Linked DNA regions of Homo sapiens: region 2 is linked to region 1. Evidence: read pairs that join two places in POLR2A ChIA-PET (ENCODE). Cell type or tissue: A673. All regions are shown on one strand.

Region 1 (8,000 bases):
AAATGTGGAGAAATGGAAAGCCTCACGTATTGCTGGGTGGTATGACAAAATGGTATAATGAATTTGGAAAACAGTCTGGCAGTTTCTTAAAAAGTTAAGCATAAATTTACTATATGACCCAGAAATTCTACTCCTAGGTATCTACTTAAGAGAGGCCAAAACATATGTCCACACAAAGACTTGTATGCAGATGTTCAGGGCAGCATTATTCATAATAGCCAAAAGATGGAAATAACCCAAATATCCATCCACGGATGAATGGATAAACAAAATGCTGTCTAGCCACGCAATGGATATTAGTTTGCTATAACTAGGAATGAAGTACTGATAAATGCTGCAACATGAATGAATGAAGGTATGATCTTCTCCAGGATGTCTTCCCTGATCTCTGGACTCCTCTAGCACTTCATCTATAATCTAAGTAATATAATACCTCATATTATGTTTTTTTTTTTGTTTTTGAGATAGAGTCTCACTCTGTTGCCCGGGTTGGGGCACCGTGACGTGATCTCGGCTCACTGCAACCTTCGCCTCCTGGGTTCAAGCAATTCTCCTGCCTCAGCCTCCTGAGTAGCTGGGACTACAGGTGCGCACCCCCACACCCAGATAATTTTTGTATTTTTTTTTTTTTTGTAAAGACAGGGTTTCGCCATGTTGGCCAGGCTGGTCTTGAACTTCCGGCCTCAAGTGATCCACCTGTCTCGGCCTCCCAAAGTGCTGGGATTACAGGCATGAGCCACCATGCCCAGCCCTAGATATTCTTATACATGCATTTTGGTGGACATATGCACTCATTTCTCTTGAGTGTATATTCAGGAGAGGGACTGCTAGTTCATAAAGTAGGCATATGTTTAACTTTAGTAGATACTGTAAAACTGTTTTTCTTTTATTTATTTATTTATTTATTTTTGAGTGGAGTTTCTCTTTTGTTGCCCAGGCTGGAGTGCAATGGTGGGATCTTGGCTCACCGCAACCTCCATGTCCCGGGTTCAAGTGATTCTCCTGCCTCAGCCTCCCGAGTAGCTGGGATTACAGGCATGTGCCACCATGCCTGACTAATTTTGTATTTTTAGTAGAGATGGGGTTTCTCCATGTTGGTCAGGGTGGTCTTGAACTCCTGACCTCAGGTGATCTGCCTGCCTTGGCCTCACAAAGTGCTGGGATTACAGGTGTGAGCCACTGTGCCCGGGCATAAAGCTGTTTTTCAAAGTGATGGTATGAATTTTCACACCCACCAATGGTGTATGAAAGTCCCAATTGCTCTACATCCTTTGGATGGTGGTTATCAGAATATATGTGTGTGTATCTATGTGTATCTATATATATGTGTGTGTGTGTGTGTATATAAACATTTATGACTAGTGTACCTTACATACTTTAATATATACAGGCCAGGCGTGGTGGGTCATGCCTGTAATCCTAGCACTTTGGGAGGCTGAGACAGCCAGATTGCTTGAGGCCAGGAGTTTGAGACCAGCCTAGTCAACATAGTGAAACCGTGTCTCTACAAAAAATTTAAAAAATTAGCTGAGTGTGGTGGCTCACACCTGTAGTCCCAGCTACTTGGGAGGCTGAAGTGGGAGGATGGTTTGAGCCCAGGAGGTCGAGGCTGCAGTAAGCCATGGTTGTGTCACTGCACTGCAGACTGGGTGACAGAGTGAGACCCTGTCTCAAAAAAAAAAAAAAAATTACACACACACACACACACACACACACAATGTTGCATCTCAATTTTTAAAAGTTGATTCAGAAAAGCTGGGTTCTGAATGTAAAGAAGTTTTAGGAATACTTTAACCAACTTAAATTTTCTTTTTTAAGGTATGTCCAAAAGTGATATATGAGAAAAACAAATGTCTAGATAAGTCTAAAAGAATTCTTTGAATAAATATAAAACAAAAATTCTAAGTGATTAAAGACACTTATTTGTGTTCACACGTATTCCAATTCAGAGGGACCTCACGTGATCACCCATTTCTCAAAAACACAGAAACATGCCCAACCACCTCACTAGACTCCATTCCAGAGAGTACAATGCTGAAACTTCCTCTGTGCAGCCTTTAAGGCACTGTCCAGAGAGAGGTTGGCAGGTGGATGGCTGGGCCTGTAAAGGCTGAGCAAGGCCACCGACAAGTACTTGGTGAAGGTCAGTGGGCAAGTTATCTTGCCAGCTCCTAACCGAGTTCATTTGTAGGTTTCAGGCTCCTGGCTCCACTCTGAAAGAACATCTGTTGTGACTTTCTGGCAATGCCCAACTGAACCCTGGCCCCTGTCCGTGCCCCATCCATTGGATTTGGGGCAGCCCAGTGTTCTGTTTCATCCTCCCACTGCCAACCCGGAATCAGCCTCCAGACTCTCTTTCTGCCATGTTTTGTCATTCTCTAAGTGTACTCAGTCAGATGCCTCAGCAAGCTCTCTCAAAAATAGTCAAAAGAGTGATCATGTTTTACAAAGTTGCGGCCCAATGTGCAAAGTCACTACTTGGAGAGGATCTGATAAGCGTCTTACCTCTAGAACCCAAAGACAGGGGATTGGATATGGAATCAATTCTAGTTGCCCCCAACCCACCCACCCCATGACTGGATTGTGGAGAATTAAGCTTAATTTGTTCAGCCTTTCCTTTGTATATTTTTTAAAATAAAAAATAATGCGAATTCAATTTTACGTAAGCAATAGAGATCTTTCCTGTATTTTTATTCAATTCTCCAAACCATCATTCGACTTTAAATTGGATTCACAGATACAATGTTTGGAGATATTTTTTCTCACTGAGATTTAGTACCTTATTTGTTCCTGGCCCATGTGATTCCCAGGTATCTGAAATGTATAAATTATTTATAGTCCAGATGGTGATCTGATACTATCTGCATCTAAAAATGTTCTGTGCTTTTGCTGCAGACACAGACGTTCAATTACAAAATTCAGGTTGGTCTTTAGGTCCTAGCCTGATATCTCAAGGCATTCTTGATTACAAAGAAATACTCCAAATTCCAGCAGCCTTTTTTCCGTTTGCTTTCATTGCTTAGCATTAAAAACCATTCCTCTGTGGGAGCTACCAAGTTAAGGAAGAGAAAAGGGGGGAAGTTCCTTTTTTTTTTTCTCTTGCCGGAGGAGGGAATTTTTTTTTTTCTTAGCCAAATTGAAAACTTCTAAGTTTCAAAATGGGAGATTGTGACTAGATTGCTATTTGTTCCCCCAAATCCTTTTTGTTCATTTTTTGGTAGCAATAGAAACCCCGAATTTAAGAAGGTAAAATGGCTTCCCAGAATAGAGACTACATTACCCAGCCTCCCTTATAGCTAGATGTGGTCATGTGACTACATTCTGGCCAACTATATGTGAGCAGAACTTATGTATGCAACTTCTGGATCATGTCCCTAAAGGAGCAGAGCTTGCTATCTGCTTCCTCTTTGCCCTTCTTGCTGGTTGGAAGAGGGATGTGGTAATGAGCCATCTGGGACCATGTGGACAAAGCTTCACTCAGGGATGGCAATTTCATAACACAGGAGGAGCCCAGGAACCACCATGGTGCTGAAAGAGCAGCTCTGGACTACATATGCCCAGAGGGAGAAATGCTCTGCTTTCTTTATCGTAAGACATTGTTATTTTGGTTCTCAGAGACAACAGCCAAAACTATATTCTAACGAAAAACACAGACACTTAGGCAGAATTGGAGATAATTTTGATCAAAAGACTAGAAGAGGCCTGGTGCAGTGGCTCACACCTGTAATCCCAGCACTTTGGGAGGCGGAGGCGGGCGGATCACCTGAGGTCAGACCAGCCTGGCCAACATGGCGAAACTCCGTCTCTACTAAAAATACAAAAAGTTAGCCAGGCATGGTGTCAAGCGCCTGTAATCCCAGCTACTCAGGAGGCTGAGGCAGGAGAATCACCTGGACCCGGGAGGCGGAGTTTGCAGTGAGCTGAGATTGTGCCATTGCGCTCCAGCCTGGGCAACAGAGGCGAAACTCTGGAAAAAAAAAAAGACTAGGAAAGGCCTGGTGCAGTGGCTCATGCTCGTAATCCCAGCACTTTGGGAGGCCTGGAGGATCACTTGAGCCCAGGAGTTGAGACCAGCCTGGGCAACATAGGAGGACCCAGGTCTCTACAAAAAATTAAAAAATTAGCCGGACATGGTGGAGCATGTTTGTGGTCCCAGCTACTCAGGGAGCTGAGGTGGGAGGATTGCTTGACCCTGAAGCCCAGGAGGTCCAGGCTGCAGTGAGCTGTGATCACCACTGCACTTCAGCTTCGGTGACAGAGCGAGAGCCTGTCTCAAAAAAAAAAAAAAAAGAGAAAAAAAAGAAAAGAAAAAGAAAAGAAAAAAGACCAGGAATGTCCTATCGCCAAGAAAAGTCTCAACTCTTCATTTTCAATTGAGGATTGGATGAAAGGAAAGCACTGATAGATTTTTCTTTTCTTTCTTTTTTATTTCTTTAGACAGAGTCTCGCTCTTGTCACCCAGGCTGGAGTGCAGTGGCGCCGTCTCGGCTCACTGCAACCTCCGCCTCCAGGGTTCAAGCGATTCTCCTGCCTCAGCCTTGCAAGTAGCTAAGACTACAGGCATTCGCCACCGTGCCCAGCCTGATTTTTCTTGACACATGGTCATATATATGTTTTGATTAGATGCTTGAAGAAAGGTCCTCTCCATTCTGAGGATAACTGTCTTTTTGCCTCCTCCTAAGATTGTACCAGGTACTGATTCAGCACTCAGAAACAAATCAAAAGCAAATCTCCAAAAAGACAGGAAGGGTCTCAAAGATGTCAGGAAAAGTTAACTAAATACTTAAGGACAAGTCTCAAAGAGGCCAGAGAAGGTCTGAAACTGGTTAGTAAGAGTCTCAAATAGGTCAGGAAAAGACTCACATATGACAGGAAGAATAAAAAAAGTGAGAATGGAGAAGTCAGAAAGTATCAAAAAAGAAGGAAGGATCTCAAACATGTCCAAAAGGGTCTCAGTCAGACAGGAAGACTCTCAAATAGTAAGGAAAAGTCTCCAACACCTTGGCAAAGGTTTCCAGCAAGCCAGAAATTGTCTCAAATACATCAGGAAGAGTCTCAGACAAGTCAGGGAGAGCTTTAAACAAGTCAATAACAATCTCAAATACTTCTGGAAGGTTCTCAACTCAAGAAGGGTATCGAATACATAAGGAAGGATCTCAAACAGAAGAAAACAATCTTGAATAGTCAGAAAACATCTAAAGCAAGATAAGAAAGGTCTCAAATATGTCACAAAGGGCCCCCAAATAGTCTGAAAGAGCTCAAAAAATTATGAAGGATCTTAAGTATCAGGAAACAGCTCGAGCAAGTTATAGAAGGTCACGAACGTGTTAGGAAAGTGTCTTAAAGTCATCAGGAAGAGTTTTAGATACATCAGGAAGGGACTCAGACAAGAAGGGTCTCAAACATGTCAGTCAAGGTCTTAAGCAGACAGTAAGAGATTCAAATACATAAGCAAGGGTCACAAAGTTGTAAGGAAACGTTTTAATGATCTTTGAAAGGGTGTTGGCCGGGCGCAGTGGCTCACACTTGTAATCACAGCACTTTGGGAGGCCGAGGTGGGTGGATCACGAGGTCAGGAGTTCAAGACCAGCCTGGCCAACGTGGTGAAACCCCATCTCTACTAAAAACACAAAAAATTAGCCTGGCCTGGTGGCGTTCGCCTGTAGTCCCAGCTACCCAGGAGGCTGAGACAGGAGAATTGCTTGAACCTGGGAGGCGGAGCTTGCAGTGAGCAGAGATAGCACCACTGCATTCCAGCCTGGGCGACAAGGCGAGACTCTGTCTCAAAACAGAAAAAAAAAAAAAGAAGGGGTCTTACACAGACAGGGAGAATCTGTACTAAGATAGAGAAGCTTCAAAAAAGGGTCCCAGGCCAGGTGTGGTGGCTCACGCCTGTAATCCCAGCACTTTGGGAGGCCGAGGCAGGTGTATCACTTGAGGTCAGGAGTTCAAGACCAGCCTGGCCAACATGGTAATCCCAGCACTTTGGGAGGCCAAGGCGGGTGTATCACTTGAGGTCAGGAGTTCAAGACCAGCCTGGCCAACATGGTGAAACCCCATCTCTACTAAAAATACAAAAATCAGCCAGTTGTGGTGGCATGTACCTGTAGTCCCCAGCTACTTGGGAGGCTTAGGCTGCACTCCAGCCTGGGTGACAGAGCCAGATCCTGTCTTAAAAAAAGGTCCCAAAAGGGCCCTTTCTGGGAAGGGTCTCAAACATGTCTGGAAGGTTCTGAAACAAGCCAGAAAATATCACGTACATGTCAGGAGGTGTCTCAAGATTTTTAGGGAGTCTTGAATAACCAGGAATGATACCAAATAGGTCAGGAAGTGTCTCAAACAGGTCAGCAAGCATCTCAAGTATGTCAGGAAGAGTCAAGTAAAATGAGGCAAGTAAAAAATGGTTTCATACGCATAAGGAAGAGTCTCAAATAGATTAGGAAGGGTCTCAAATTCACCAGGAATGATTTCAAACAGAAAAGAGTCTCAAAGTTGAGAAACTTTTGAAGCAGGTCAGTAAGTATCTCTAACAAATTGGCATGTTTTGCAAACATATCAGGAAGGGTCCGAAAGAAAGGGAAAGTGTCTTAAATACACCATGAAAAGCCTCACATATGTCAGGCATCTCAAATATGTCATGAAGAGTATCAAACAAGTCAGAAAAGGCCTCCAACATGACAGGAGCAGCCTCAAAGTCATGAGGAAAAGTCTTGCATGTATTAAGGTGGGCTTCAAATACATCAGAAAGCATCTCATGTCTGTCCAGAAGAGTCTCAAGTATCAATACAGACTGGATAAAGAAAATGTGGTACATATACAACATGGAATACTATGCAGCCGTAAAAAGGAACAAGATCATGTCCTTTGCAGGGACATGGATGGAGCTGGAAGCCATTATCCTCAGCAAACTAACACAGGAACGGAAAACCAAACACTGCATGTTCTCATCTATAAGTGGGAGCTGAACAATGAGAACACAGGGACACAGGGAGGGAGCAACACACACTGGGGCCTGTCTGGGGGGTGGGGTGGGGCAGGAGGAGGGACAGCATCAGGATAAATATCTAATGCATGCTGGGCTTAATACCTAAGTGATGGGTTGATAGGAGCAGCAAACCACCATGGCACACTTTTACCTGTGTAACAAGCCTGCACATCCTGCACATGTATCCCGGAACTTAAAATAAAATAAAATAAAATAAAAATATGTCAGGAAAAGCATCTAGCAAACAAGCCAAGAAGGGTCTAAACATTATGAGGAAGACTTTTACCAGATCAGGATGGGTCTCAAACATTTCAGAAAGGGTCTTAAGCGAGTAAGAATGAGTCTCGAACCAGTGAGGAAGGACATAAAACATGACAGGAAGGGGCCGGGCACGGTGGCTCACGCCTGTAATCCCAGCACTTTGGATCACGGGAGGCCAAGGCGGGCGGATCACGAGGTCAGGAGATCGAGACCATCCTGGCTAACACGGTGAAACTCCATCTCTACTAAAAATACAAAAAATTAGCTGGGCACGGTGGCAGGCGCCTGTAGTCTCAGCTACTCGAGAGGCTGAGGCAGGAGAATGGCGTGAATCCGGGAGGCGGAGCTTGCAGTGAGCCGAGATAGCGCCACTGCAGTCCGGCCTGGGCGAAAGAGCGAGACTCTGTCTCAAAAAAAAAAAAAAAAAAAAAAAGAATGACAGGAAGGGGCTCAAAGTCATCAGGAAGAGTCTCAAATAGTCAAGAAGGGTCTCAGATAAGTCAGAGAGTCTCAAATAATCAGGAAGAGAATTTAACACACCGGGAAATTTTTTTTTTTTTTTTTTTGAGACAGGGTCTCACTCTGTCATCTAGGCTGGAGTACAGTGGCGCCATCATGGCTCACTGCAGCCTTGACCTACTGGGCTCAAGCAACCCTCCCACCTCAGCCTCCCGAGTAGCTGGGACCACAGGAGCACACCACCATGCCCATCTAGTTTTTTATTTTCTAACGTTTTTGTAGAGACAGGATCTCA
Region 2 (8,000 bases), 230 kb after region 1:
AAATTTTTTTCTTTTTTTTTCTTTTATTATTATTATACTTTAAGTTTTAGGGTACATGTGCACAATATGCAGGTTAGTTACATATGTATACATGTGCCATGCTGGTGTGCTGCACCCATCAACTCTTCATTTAGCATTAGGTATATCTCCTAAAGCTATCCCTCCCCCCTCCCCCCACCCCACAACAGTCCCCAGAGTGTGATGTTCCCCTTCCTGTGTCCATGTGTTCTCATTGTTCAATTCCTACCTATGAGTGAGAATATGTGGTGTTTGGTTTTTTGTTCTTGTGATAGTTTACTGAGAATGATGATTTCCAATTTCATCCACGTCCCTACAAAGGACATGAACTCATCATTTTTTATGGCTGCATAGTATTCCATGGTGTATATGTGCCACATTTTCTTAATCCAGTCTATCATTGTTGGACATTTGGGTTGGTTCCAAGTCTGCTATTGTGAATAGTGCTGCAATAAACATACGTGTGCATGTGTCTTTATAGCAGCATGATTTATAGTCCTTTGGGTATATACCCAGTAATGGGATGGCTGGGTCAAATGGTATTTCTAGTTCTAGATCCCTGAGGAATCGCCACACTGACTTCCATAAGGGTTGAACTAGTTTACAGTCCCACCAACAGTGTATTAACTTGAAATTGATTCCATATCTAAATGTAAAACATAAGACTGTAAACCTTTTAGGAAGAAGCACGGGAGAAAATCATCATCATCAGTGGTTAGGCAAAGATTTCTTAGACCCAACACCAAAAGTATGATCCATTTTTAAAAAAAGAACTTGTATGTCCAGTCCAGGGTATACGAAGAACCCTCAAAACCAAACAGTAAGAAAACAAACAGCCCAATTTTTAAAATGGGCAAAAACTAAAAATACAACCCAGCAATCACACTCCTGGGTATTTATCCCAGAGAAATAAAAATTTGTGTCCATACAAACCTGTACACAGATGGTCATAGCAATATTGTTTGCAATGTCCAAAACCTTGAAACAATCAAAATGTTCCTCTATAGTTGACTAAACATACTGTGGTACATCCATACCACAGATAACTCAGCAGTTAAAAAGCAATTAACTATTAATATATGCAACAATTTGGATGGTTCTCAAGGGTATTCTGCTGTATGCTAAGTCAAAAAAAGCCAACCTCAAAATGTCACATACTATATGATTCCGTTTATGTAATATTCTCAAAGTAACAAAAGAATAGAAATGGAGGCCAGGCACGGTGGCTCACGCTTGTAATCCCAGCACTTTGGGAGGCCGAGGTCGGCAGATTACTTGAGGCCAGGAGTTCGTGACCAGCCTGGCTAACATGGTGAAACCCTGTCTGTTTTAAAAATAAAAACAATTGCTGGGCACCACCACGCTTATGCCTGTAATCCCAGCACTTTGGGAGGCCGAGGCGGGCGGATCACAAGGTCAGGAGTTTGAGACCAGCCTGACCAACATGGTGAAACTCCGTCTCTACTAAAAAAAAAAAAAAAAAAAAAAAAAAATTTAGCCAGGCGTGGTGGTGCGTGCCTGTAATCCCAGCTAAACAGGAGGCTGAGTCAGGAAAACTGCTTCAACCCAGGAGGCGGAGGTTGCAGTGAGCCAAGATCGCGCCACTGCACTCCAGCCTGGGCGACAGAGTGAGACTCCATCTCAAAAAAAAAAAAAAAAATTAGCCTGGTGTGGTGGTGCGCACCTGTAATCCCAGCTACTCAGGAGGCTGAGGCAGGAGAACTGCTACAACCTAGGAGGCGGAGGTTGCAGTGAGCCGAGATCACGCCACTGCACTCCAGCCTGGGCGACAGAGTGAGACTACGTCTCAAAAAAAAAAAAAAAAAAATTTAGCTGGGCGTGGTGGCACATGCCTGTAATCCTAGCTACTCGGGAGGCTGAGGCAGGAGAATCAATTGAACCCAGGAGGTGGAGCTTGCGGTGAGCCAAGATCATGCCATTGCACTCCGGCCTGGGCAACAAGAGTAGTCCCAGCTACTTGGGAGGCTGAGGGACAAGAATCGCTTGAACCCTGGAGGCGGAGGTTGTAGTGAGCCGAGATCATGCCACTGCACTCCAGCCTGGGCGACAGAGTGAGACTCCGTCTCAAAAACAACAACAACTCAAAAGGCTACCTACTCTATGATTCTATTTATAAATGGAATATATATGCTATGTTTGAAAAGACAAAACTACAGTGACAGAAAACAGGTCAGTGATTTCCAAGGATTAGTAGTTGGGGGAAGGTGTGATCCTAAAGCAGGAGACAGCAAACTTTTCCTGTAGAGGGCCAGATAGTAAATAGTTTAGGCTTTGCGGGCCACATACGGTCTCTGTCACATATTCCTTACTTTTGTCTCTTGTTTTTGTTCTTTTTACAACACTTTAAAAATGTTAAAATGATTCTTAGCTTCTGGGCCCTAAGAAAACAGGCTATGGACCAGATTTGACTCAGGTGTAGTTTGCCAACTCCTGTGACAATGATAGAGTTTAAGGGAGTTGGCAGGGTGGGGAATGAGTGACGTAATTGTTCTGTATCTGACTGTGGCATGGTTACAGGAATGTATAAATGTGTTAAAATTCACAGAAGTGTATGCACACAAAAACGTCAATAATATTGTATGTTAATTAGAAAGAAAAACCCAGTAACCTATCAGATCAGTTCATCTCTGTCACAAGAGATATCAAAATTGCCTTTTCCCTAAGATTCAAGGATCAAGAAATCTTTTAAAAGATATGGCTTCTAACCAGATGTGGTGGTGCGTGCCTATAGTCCCAGCTACTCTGGAGGCTGAGGTGGGAGGATCACTTGAGGCCAGGACTTTGAGGCTGCAGTGGGGCATGATGAGACCTGTGAATACCCACTGCATTCCAACCTGAGCAACATAGTGATACCCCATTTCTAAAAAAATAAGTTCATAAAATAAATGGAAAATATGGCTTCTATCCATTCTATTTATAAAGTTGTTTACTGCAGTAATTCTTCCTTGTTTAAAATGGCAGGCTTGTGTGAATGCGATGATGAACTCAGCTGTAACTTATTCGGTTACGATGACGACAACCGTTTCTTTGAGGACAGGAAAAGCAAGTGTTATTCTCTATAACAAAGAGATAAGTGTATTTATCACTTACAATAATGTCCAGTTTATTTTCTGAGCAATGGTCACTTAAGCTCAAAGCAATATGTGAGTTTCAGCCTTGAAATAGCAATTTAATCTGTATTATTTTCAAATAAGGTACCTTTTAAGCATTAGAAATTATAGCTTGTGTTATAGAGAATATGCCCTTTCTTAAGTTTTGCAGACTACAGGAGAGACTCTGACATTTATTTTATGCTCCGGATAAGAGTGTCACTGTGTCACAGCAGCTTTACTTTCCCTTAGGCCTTGGTAACTGTCAGAGAGAATACTCAGCATATTGTATAAAAACATCGAGAGAACTGACTTTTGTTGTCTGGCCAAGTGAATATGTAATGCTTCCCTAAAAATATCCTTTAAGATATTCAAAATATTTCATCTTTTGTAGTGATTCTCAGTGATAAGTGTGTGTATTTCAGGAATAGGGATGCTTTAGGAGATTTACATGGCCTAACCCCAGAATCACTGACCTGGTGAGCTCTGTGAAAAACAGTGTAGAACCCTCCATCTAGGCAGCCTTTCAAACTGCTATATTTATCAAGCATATACTTCAGGTAAACACGTGACAGATGATGAAGCTCCTTCCCTACATTTTACTCTGGATACAAAGGGATTTCAAAAATAAGCAGAAAACATGAAGGATAAAAAGACAATGTATTTCTGTGTCCCCATGGAATGGTGGCTTGCCAATGGCTAGCTTGGCATTTCTCTCTGTATTTCTTTAGGCACCATCTCTTTTCATCATCCCCAAGTGCTGCTCCACACTCCAAACTAAGTGGTTGTACTTATATGACAGACTGTTTTTTCTCTTTATGCCCATAAAATATGTTTGTGCAGCAAAAATTTATTGAGCACCTGCTATGTGCTGGGTAACAGCCTGTGCGTGGGATAGATAAGCAAATGAAAAAAACAGAAGTCCCTGCCTTCATAGAGCTTGCATTCCAGTGGGGGCAGATAGACAATGAACAACGAATATGATAAATAAGTAAATTATATAGTATGTTAGATACATTTGGATTGCCTAATGTATTAGGCTGTTTTTGTGTCACTATAAAGACATACCTGATGCTGGATAATTTATAAAGAAAAGAGGTTTAATTGGCTCATGGTTCTGCAGCCTGTTCAAGGAACATGGTGCCAAGATCTGCTCTGGGTGAGGGCCTCAGGGAGCTTACAATTGTGGCAGAAGGTGAAGGGAGAGTCAGCATCATACGACAAGAGCAGGAGTGGTGGTGGGGAGGTGTCACACACTTTTAGATGACCAGATCTCACATGAACTGAGTGAGAACTCACTTACCACCAAGGGGATAGAGCTAAACCGTAAATAAGGGATCCACCCCCATGATCCAATCATCTCCTACCAGGCCCCACCTCCAACACTGGAAATTACATTTCAACATGAGATTTGGAAGGGACAAACATCCAAACCATGTCACCTAAGGTACTGGTTAGCTGTCTTTGCTAAATTGCTGATAAGTTATAAGTTATTACATATCCCGTCTCTCTTTCGCATCATCAGTTTTACCCTCTCTACTGGACTGTTCCATCAGTGTACCCACAAAGAAGCTATTATATCTCTAACCTTAAAAGGACGCCAATATGATTTGGCTGTGCCCCACCCAAATTTCATCTTCAATTGTAGTTCCCATAATCCCCACGTGTCTTGGGAAGGACCCGGTGGGAGGTAATTGAATCATGGGGATGGTTACCCTCATGCTGTTTTTGTGATAGCGAGTGAGTTCTCACGAGTTCTGATGGTTTTATAAGGGGCTTTTCCCCCTTTTGCTCGGCACTTCTCCTTCCTGCCACCATGTGAAGAAGGATGTTTTTGCTTCCCCTTCTGACATGATTGTAAGTTTTCTGAGGCCTCCCCAGCCATGCTGAACTGTGAGTCAATTAAATCTCTTTCCTTTATAAATTACCCAGTCTCAGGTATGTCTTTATTAGCAGCATGAGAACAGACTAATACAAACGCCCTCTCTTGATTCATTCTGTTCTCATCACAGCAGTAAGGGTGATCCTGTTAAAATCATAACTCAGATGATGATACTCCTCCAAACCTTCCCGTGTCTCTCCAGCCCACTCACAGTCAAGTTCTAAGACCTTGCAATGGGCTGGGCATGAGCTGCCCTCAAGTACCTGTCTGACCTCATCACTCCAGCCAACTGGCCTGCTTGTAATTCATCCAACACACTGGACAAGCCCCTGTCTCAAGATTTTGGCATTTACTCTTCCCGGAATGCTCTTTCTCCAGAATATCCTCACGTCCTTCAGCTACTACCTAATGTCACCTTTGTATTAATATCCGTACCACCACCACTGCCACTCCTGCCCAAACATCCTATTTCCCTTCCTGGCTTTATTGTTTTCTCTTTAGTACTTAACATTATTGACATAGCTCTTTTTATATCTATATCTGTATTCTATAACTTTACTTATTGATCCTGTTTCAATTGGCTTTTCCTACCAGAATATAATCTTATGCAGGCAGGAATTTTTACCTATTTTATTTAGTCTCAGTATTTAGAATCATCCCTGGCATATAGTAGATGCTAAGTAAGTATTTTAAATGAATCATGTTGCCTACTCTGATTGTGTTTGAACAGGGAGCTGTTGGCTGAATATTATGCTTTAAGGACTATACTGGTCACTGGGCAAATTTTGTTTTTGTTTTTCTTTTTATTTATTTATTTACTTATTTATTTTAAGTTCCGGGGTACATGTACAGGATGTGCAGGTTTGTTACATAGATAAATGTGTGCCATGGTGGTTTGCTGCACCTATCAACCCATCACCTAGGTATTAAGCTCAGCATGCATTAGCTATTTTTCCTAATGCTCTCCCTCCCCACAACCCACCCCTGACAGGCCCCCAGAGTATTGTTCCCCTCCCAGTGTCCATGTGTTCTCATTGTTCAGTTCCCAGTTATAAGTGACAACATGTAGTGTTTTGTTTTTGTTTTTGTTTTTTTTTTGAAATAGTCTCCCAGGCTGGAGTGTAGTGGCGCAATTTCGGCTTGTGGCAAACTCCACCTCCCACGTTCAAGCGATTCTCCTGCCTCAGCCTCCCAAGTAGCTGAGACTACAGGCGTATGCCATCACGCCTGGCTAATTTTTATATTTTTAGTAGAGACGGGGTTTCACCATGTTGGCCAGACTGGTCTCCAACTCCTGACCTTAAGGTGATCCACCCGCCTCAGCCTCCCAAAGTGCTGGTATTACAGGCATGGGACACTGTGCCTGGCCAGCAAATATTTTTGACAAGTTATTTCTTCCACATCCTTCAATCCCAGCCTTTGAACAGTATCAATGGGTATAACTCTAAACAATAAAATATAACATTGTCAGATCCTCATTCAATGTGTTTATAGGAGTTGTGAATGTGGGCTCCTCCTTCTTCAGACTGGAGAATTTGATAATGTTGGGTTTTGTATGTTTTGTTCTTAGGTATGTATTATTCTTTCTCCTGTCAGTAATTCCTTTGTGATCTGTTTCCTTTCTTGTTTCATTCCTCTCCTTCCCCGGTTCTCCACCCTAGAAATTTGAGAGACAGGCTGATATCCAGAAAAACAAATCTTTCACTGTAATCTCCTTTTCAGTGTTATCTCAATTTTGAATAGATTTAAATAAAATAAGCTAAGTATTTCTTAGATACAGATATTAGTAGGCATACAATTTTATTCATCAAACTCTGCTTACTATAAATCTCTCTCTGTTGACAACATGTACAAATTAAGTTGGAAGGATAAAGAAAGAAGCAGGGGAGGATTCTGGAACTAGCATCTGTGTTCCTCAAATATCAGAATTGCTTGATGGTGTTAATGAGGCACTTGCCTATTAATTTTAAGTCTGATTTTCAATTTATTTGGACATCATCACTCTGCAATGTATTTTTAATTTTCCTTATCAAAACTTTTAATTAGTCTTCCCCAAATTTTAAAGCAAAACCAGCTATTATGGCATTTAATTGGAATATTACAGATAGTCAGAAAGATATTTGAAACTAAGTTGATTCAAAAATTAAGATTTAGCTGGGAACAGTAGCTCATACCTGTAACCCCTCCCTGCTACTTAGGAGGCTGAGGTAGGAGGATCACTTGAGGCCAGGAGTTCAAGACCAGCCTGGGCAAAATAGTGAGACCCCATCTCTAATTTTTTCTTTTTTTATTAGCTAAGTGTGGTGCGATGTGCCTGTAGTCCCAGCTACTCAGGAGACTGGGGTGGGAGGATTGATTGAGCCCAGGAGTTCCAGGCTGCAGTGAGCTATGGTTGTGCCACTATGCCCCAGGCTGGGAAACATAGTGAGACCCTGTCCCTAAATAGATACATACATAAATAAAAATTAAGATTTGCTTTCTAATGCATTTACATTAAAATATTTGATAAGTATGTGAGTTTGCTTCTGTGGGTCCTAAATAAAATATAATGACTTGAGAAGTATATCTACTGCTTTTTATCATGGAAGCTCAGTAATCAACACAAATGCTTTCTGGTAATCCTTATTGTTTTAGTTGCTGTAATTTTTAAAAAGTTATTCTCAGCTAATGAATTGAAGTTACACTTCCACATTTGGACACCATTAAATTACTAAGAGTACTAGGACTTTTAAAAGGTTTAAAATGCATGATTTTAAACATTTGAGGATTTTAAGACAAAAATATAAAGTTACTTGTGGAGAAATTTAAGATGTTACATGATGGCTGAAATAAAAGTCTTGGGATAAGAATAGTGTGTGTGGAGGAGGGCTTGAAATATCCAAAAGACCAACATTTTACTTTTTAAAATGGAAATTTCCTGATTTAGTGACTGAGGATTCTAATCACATGGCATGCCAGATTTTAAAATATTTATTTTTAAAATCAATGAC

Evidence for each region. Peaks named below come from ENCODE experiments on the same cell type or tissue, not always from the same donor. Only the 100,000 strongest peaks of a DNase experiment are listed, where the experiment ranks them.
Region 2: POLR2A ChIA-PET joins it to region 1 with 10 read pairs; 2 of 35 experiments call an interaction of 5 or more read pairs at or near these places.

What each region holds. Positions count from the first base shown.
Region 1 is chrX:40,992,454-41,000,453 of GRCh38, reverse strand. No RefSeq gene overlaps it. Among named protein-coding and RNA genes, the nearest start is that of USP9X, 89 kb to the left of the region's middle. RefSeq lists a silencer at 3,320-3,379 and an enhancer at 3,144-3,438. In A673, no CTCF peak of the experiment used is centred here; a DNase peak (open chromatin) is centred at 3,313; H3K27ac peaks cover 450 bases.
Region 2 is chrX:40,762,485-40,770,484 of GRCh38, reverse strand. No RefSeq gene overlaps it. Among named protein-coding and RNA genes, the nearest start is that of MED14OS, 31 kb to the right of the region's middle. In A673, no CTCF peak of the experiment used is centred here; no DNase peak of the experiment used is centred here.